Regions from separate parts of the Mus musculus genome. Here region 1 is linked to region 2. The links are chromatin loops, found by intact Hi-C in ENCODE. Cell type or tissue: gastrocnemius. All regions are shown on one strand. Links, peaks and the distances in the headings refer to the core of each region. The heading gives the core; the rest is flanking DNA.

The links. Hi-C counts contacts between places; a loop is a spot of excess contacts. Peaks named below come from ENCODE experiments on the same cell type or tissue, not always from the same donor. Only the 100,000 strongest peaks of a DNase experiment are listed, where the experiment ranks them.
Region 1: it touches region 2 in a loop (1.8-fold over the local background); 3 of 42 quality-filtered maps call a loop at or near these places.

Annotation. Positions count from the first base shown.
Region 1 is chr2:30,105,014-30,107,922 of GRCm38, forward strand. It overlaps Zer1 (zyg-11 related, cell cycle regulator), which reads right to left. Exons shown (of 16, transcript NM_001290503.1): 8 at 2,482-2,655; 9 at 1-9. Among named protein-coding and RNA genes, the nearest start is that of Zdhhc12, 13 kb to the left of the region's middle. In gastrocnemius, for the core only: a CTCF peak has its summit at 1,524 (motif pointing right); a DNase peak (open chromatin) is centred at 1,542.
Region 2 is chr2:30,268,782-30,271,690 of GRCm38, forward strand. Phyhd1 (phytanoyl-CoA dioxygenase domain containing 1) reads left to right here. Exons shown (of 11, transcript NM_001252570.1): 2 at 908-1,066. Among named protein-coding and RNA genes, the nearest start is that of Phyhd1, 3.4 kb to the left of the region's middle. In gastrocnemius, for the core only: a CTCF peak has its summit at 1,659 (motif pointing left); a DNase peak (open chromatin) is centred at 1,609; H3K4me3 peaks cover 348 bases; H3K27ac peaks cover 1,847 bases.

The sequences.
Region 1 (2,909 bases), core at 306-2,805, 160 kb before region 2:
CCGCTGCACCTGGGCCAGGTTGGGAGACAAGCAGAGCACGTTCAGGGACAGATTTGGGACAGGACTCCAGGTCAGAGGTTACCCAGAGCTGGGGAGGCTCTCTGGAAGAGGAAGCTAGCAGGCTTTTTGGTTTGTTTGGTTTGTAGGTTTCTGAGATGGAGATGAGGGTCTCACGTAGTCCGGGCTGAGCTGAGGATCACGTAGCCAGGGCTAGCTTTTAACTCCCACCCTTGCTGCCTTACTATACCACCAGGCTCAACTAATACTTGCTGTCTTTTCTTTTTTTTAAGTTTTATTTATTATAAAATAATAATGACACTGAACTTCTGATCCTCTTCCCTCCACCAAGCCTGGCTTGCTTGAGGGCTCTCTGGATCAGAAGGTGTAGGTGGACACATGTTCATGTTGCTAGACAGCACCAGGCTGTCATCCAGGTGGCTGTGTACAGGCATCTGGCCACACCCCTTCTCAGTTGTTCTTTCCCAGCCTGAACATTTATGATGATGCATAAATGTACTATACTGGTCGTCATTTAATCTCCTTTTCTTCCTTGTTAAACATATTTTGAGTGTTTTGCCTGCATAGATGCACCATGCATTGTGACAGGGGAGGGCAGACAGTGCTGGATTCCTTGGATCTGGAATTACAGCCACTTGGGAGCCACCACCAAATGGGTGTTGGCAACTAAACCCATGTTCTCTGCAGGGGTAATAGTAAAAGTTTGTGTGTGTGTGTGTGTGGCTTTCAAGACAGGCTTTTTTTGTGTATCCCTGGCTGTCCTGCTGTCCTGGAATTCACAAAGATCTGCTTGTAACAAGTGCCTTTAACTTGAGCACTGAGCCATCAACCCAGCCCTACATTCTTCTTTATTAAGTATTGTCACTCTCCATGCTTTATCGAATACACTGTTTAGAGGGTATGGCCCCTTAGGCAACACCTTGCTTTTCCCTTTATCATACAACACACACGCACACAGTTTTACAATGCTGGGAGCCGAGCCCCGGACCCCATGCTCTGTACATGCTAGGCAAATACTCCAACATTGACTTACACCCCGGCCCCAAATACTGTAATTTGAGAAAGCTTATTTTGCTTTTTTTTTTCTTGTTTGAAATAGGCTTTCTTTGTGTAGCCCTGGCTGTCTTGGAACTCACTGTGTAGATGAAGCTAGCCTCAAACTCAGAGAGAGTCCTCCTGCATCTGCCCTAGCCTTAAAGTTTAAAGGTAACCAACCCTTTACAATGTTTATATGCTACAATTTCTGCAGAAAACTACTGTCCTAGCTCCTTTGTTGTTGTTGTTTCTGAGAGGTTCTTCTGTGTAGCTCTGACTGTCCTGGAACTCACTATGTAGACCAGGCTAGCCTGGAACTCCAGAGATCTGCCTGCCTCTGTATCCTGACTGCTGAGACTAAAGGAGTGTGCCACCACCACCCAACAACAACTCCTTTTATTTCTTGATTTTAATTTTATGTATGTAGGTGTTTTGCTAGCACATATGTCTGTGTACCATATGCATGCTGTGCCCACTGAGGCCAGAAGAGGGTGCTGCATCCCTGAGACTGGAGTTACAGATGGGTGTGAGATATGCCATTTGAACCTGGGTCCTCTGCAACAGTAGCCAGTGCTCTAAACTGCTGAACCATCTGTCCTTGCCCCATTTTCTTGATTTTCTTCTTGAGACAGGGTTTGACACTGAAGCCCAGACCTCAATCCCACCTCAGTCTCCTGAGGCTGGGCTCACAGGCAAGAGCCGGTATGCCTGATCCCCATTCTTTTTCTCTTTTGGGTAGGCCACATCTTCAAAGCAGAGCTCAAACACACTGATGTGCACCACGCCTTTAGTGCCAGCCCTGGTGAAGCTGGAAGTAACGATGCGGTGCGCATCGTTATTCAGCTCTACAGGCTGTGGCAGGCAGAGCTCTGAGTTCGAGGCCAGCCTGGTTCATGTAAGGACTTGCCAGAGAGAGCTAGAGTGAGACCCTGTCTCAAAAGAGAAGAAAAGAAAACAAAACAAATGGCATCCACATTACACAAACATGCAGAGTGGTGCAGACAACCTGTTTACTAAATTCTCATGCATAGACCACATCTCAGAGTAAGGACGGCAGGGGAAGGCTAGGTGTGTGGTAGAGTTTTAGGTGTTTTTCATGTCTTTGTAACTGTTCTATGGTAAATGTTTATTATTTTATAATTAAAAACAGATACCACCTGTTTTTAGAACTCCCCCACCCCCAACAATGATAGGGAGAGAGGGGCAGAGAAAATGGCAAATCAGGAACACAGAGGGCAGAGGTAGGATGGCCACAGGCAGGGGACTGCAGTTGAAGCCAGCTTCTGCGGTCCCTGTGTGCCAGGGGCAGGTTTCTGGGACAGCAACTGTGCGAGGAGAGTTGGCAAAGGCCCCCTAAGCCTGGGGAGCCTGGGGAGCAGGAAGGGATACTGGGCCTAAGCATGCAGGCCGCAGCAGGCAGGGGCTCACCGTCACCTCCTGGTAGGACTCCATGCCATTCAGCACCACCTGGATGACCTGCCGCCGCAACTTGACGCTCTGCTCCGAGCGGTACTCGGAGTTGGTCAGGTAGAAGAGGGCAGCACTGCCGGTCACTTGAATGTTTTTGTCATACTTGTGACACTTGAGGGCTGTGATGACCAGCTGTGTGAACACAGGGAAGGGGCTGGAGCTGGGGCACTGCCAGAGGCAGGCAAAGACAGCCTGGGCTCTTTAAGTCACCGTGTCTTCTCTGGGGAAAGGCTGACCTTAGACTTGCTCTCCTGGGGAGATGTGAGATCAGAAACTAGGGCAGGGCCTGGACAGGCTGGCAGTGAGGCCAGCACTGCCAAAGGGCGGAGGTTTGCAAGGCAAGACTACCTGTTCCCCTGGGATCAGGGCTGGGTGCAGAAGGACAG
Region 2 (2,909 bases), core at 242-2,741:
TTTCCTATCTCTTTGCTTCCCAATGTTCTGCTCTTCCTTTAACCCCACTTCCTCCAAGCTGCCCATTGACCCCTTCACCTCGTAGATTCTTTGCCTTTAATTCTCAAAACCCTGCCCTTGTCTCCCTGTAAGTCAGTGTGATGTGGGATGGTATGTTTGTCTGATGGTAAGGGATGCATGGGTCTCCTTCACTGGACTATAAATTGTGTGAGTGTGGAGGGTGGCTGGTTCATAATCACATGTCCATCTGCTGAAGCTGTCTCGTACTCGCAATGCTTAGTCGGGATTGGAATAGCCTCCAAAGCCAGCATTAGAAGGCTGAGGCAGGAGGATCTTGAGTTTGAGGCCTCCCTGTCTTCAAACAAATAAAAACAAAACAAGGGAGTTAGGCGGGGTCGGTGGTTAAGAGTGCTTCTGCAAGCATGAAGATCAGAGTTCAAATCTCAGCACCCACTCCATGAGCTGCACACACCTGCAGCTCAGATCGCCAGGGCTCACAGGCTGCCAGTCTAATGAAGAAAACAGCCTAGGTTCAAGGAGAGCCTCAGAAATAGAAAGTGGAAGAGGGGCACCGTATGTCCTCTCCTGATGCCCCTGCACATGCGCACCTGCAGTTCTCACACATGTTCTACACTCACACCTGCACTTTAACACACAAATGAGCAAATGTTTCCGTATGTCCCAAACCCATTGGAGGGCAAGAGCAGAGGCAGCTGCCACTTCCCCTTCCTCGATAAGATGCAAGCAGCCAGTACTGACGGCTCCTCACTAAGCACTGGATGCCCATGTCCAGGGTGGGGGGCAGAGCCATGAGCAGGACACTTGATCTTGGTTCGAGTTTGTGGTCCAACATGGATATAAGGAATGAGCGAGGGCGGAAGGAGCCTGAGTCTTGTCCCTGCTGCAGTTCCAGGAGGACGGGTTTCTGCTGTTGGAAGGATTCTTCACAGCGGATGAGTGTGTGGCCATGCAGCAGAGGATCGGTGAGATTGTAGCTGAGATGGATGTCCCTCTGCACTGCCGGACAGAATTTTCCACCCAGGAAGATGAGCAACTTCAAACCCAGGCAGGTACCTGGGGCGCTGAGGGTGGGCGTCTGGTTTTGGTGGGTGCTCAGTCTTAGGCAGCAGTCTGGACTGGACGGGAGGACCCTAAGGCCACACACAGACTTCTGACAAGGGATCAGACCTCAGCCATCTGTATGCCGGGTACCAGGCTAAAGAGCTGTGCTGTATTCCTCCACACTATGAATTTATAAGGTGGCTATTATTATTCTCGCTTGGCAATGGGAAAAGCGGGGCTTTTCTCTGGGTAATATTGTGCTGCTCCAACCACACAGTTTGTAACTGATAGAGACTTGAATCCACCTCTCTGATATCAAATGATGCTGGTCGTTGACCTGCTGCAGTTTCTCAAATTCTCTGGTCACAAAGAACTCTCTGTGACCAGAGTGAGCCCTGTGATAGGCCACTCTTGGGTGAGTCATCTCCCAACCAGACTAGGAAGGCCTCTTGCTTCCTCAGACTCAACACAGTTTGGCAGGATAGGTGGTTCTTCCAACCAGTTCCCTTAACCCTTCTTAGTCTGAATTTTTTAGTGGTTCAGGCAACAGGGCTCACCTTATACTGATGCCAAGGGGCTTCTGCCATCTGGTGGACATAAATAGAATTACAGCAGCCAGAAACTGCTTTCTCCCAGAGAGGGGAGGAGGAAGGATGGAGGCTTCAGAAGAAGACACATAACAGACTGAGAATTTTTCCAACTAGCAGGACAGACACACTCTAAGGAATGAGGGGGCCGAACCCTGTCCCTCTCCCTAGTTACTTACCGAGAAGACTCTAACAGTCCGGTGGTTGCAGAGGTAGGAATGTTGAAAGAAGAAAGGGTGATGTTAGAGATATGGCTCATTGGTTGAGCATACTGGCTGCACTTCCAGAGGACCAAGGTTCAATTCCCAGCTCCCAGTTCCCACATGGTAGCTCATGTACTTCCAGTTCCAGGGGCCCAATACTCATACAGATATACACGTGGGCAAAACACCAATGCACACAACACAGGACACAGAGGCAGGTGAATCTCAGTGAGTTCTAGGCTGGTCACTCTACAAGGTGAGTTCTAGGATAGCCAGATACAGAGGAATTGTGTTGAAAAAAAAAATCAAAAACAAATGAAGAAGAGGAGGAGGAAGAAGAAGAAGTGGAGATGGTGGTGTGGTTTGGGGTGCTGGAATTGAACCTGGGTTCTTTTTTTTTTTTTTTTTCTTTCCTTTTTTTTTTTTTTTTGGTTTTTCTTTTTTTTTTTTTTTTAAAGACTTATTTATTTATTATATGTAAGTACACTGTAGCTGTCTTCAGACACTCCAGAAGAGGGCGTCAGATCTTGTTACAGATGGTTGTGAGCCACCATGTGGTTGCTGGGATTTGAACTCCTGACCTTCGGAAGAGCAGTCGGGTGCTCTTACCCACTGAGCCATCTCACCAGCCCTTTTTTGGTTGTTTCGAGACAGGGTTTCTCTGTAGAGCCCTGGCTATCCTGGAACTCACTCTGTAGACCAGGCTGGCCTCGAACCAGAAATCTGCCTGCCTCTGCCTCCCGAGTGCTGGGATTAAAGGCATGTGCCACCATGCCCGGCTTGAACCTGGGTTCTTAAAAGAGCTCACTGAGCCATCTTCCCAGCCCTAAGAAGCAATGACCTTGCACTTAAACTTTGCTCTTTTCCCCGGCAATACAGCTGCAGTGCTGGGCGGAGACAGGGAGAGGCACCTTCTGTAGGAGACACAGCAAGGTTTTGTAATGTATGTATTGCTAGCACTGTTCAGATAGAATATTTGCTTGTTTGTTTTGAGACAGGGTCTTATTTTATAGCCTTGTTTGTCCTGGAACTTGCTGTGTAGCCCAGGCTGGCCTCA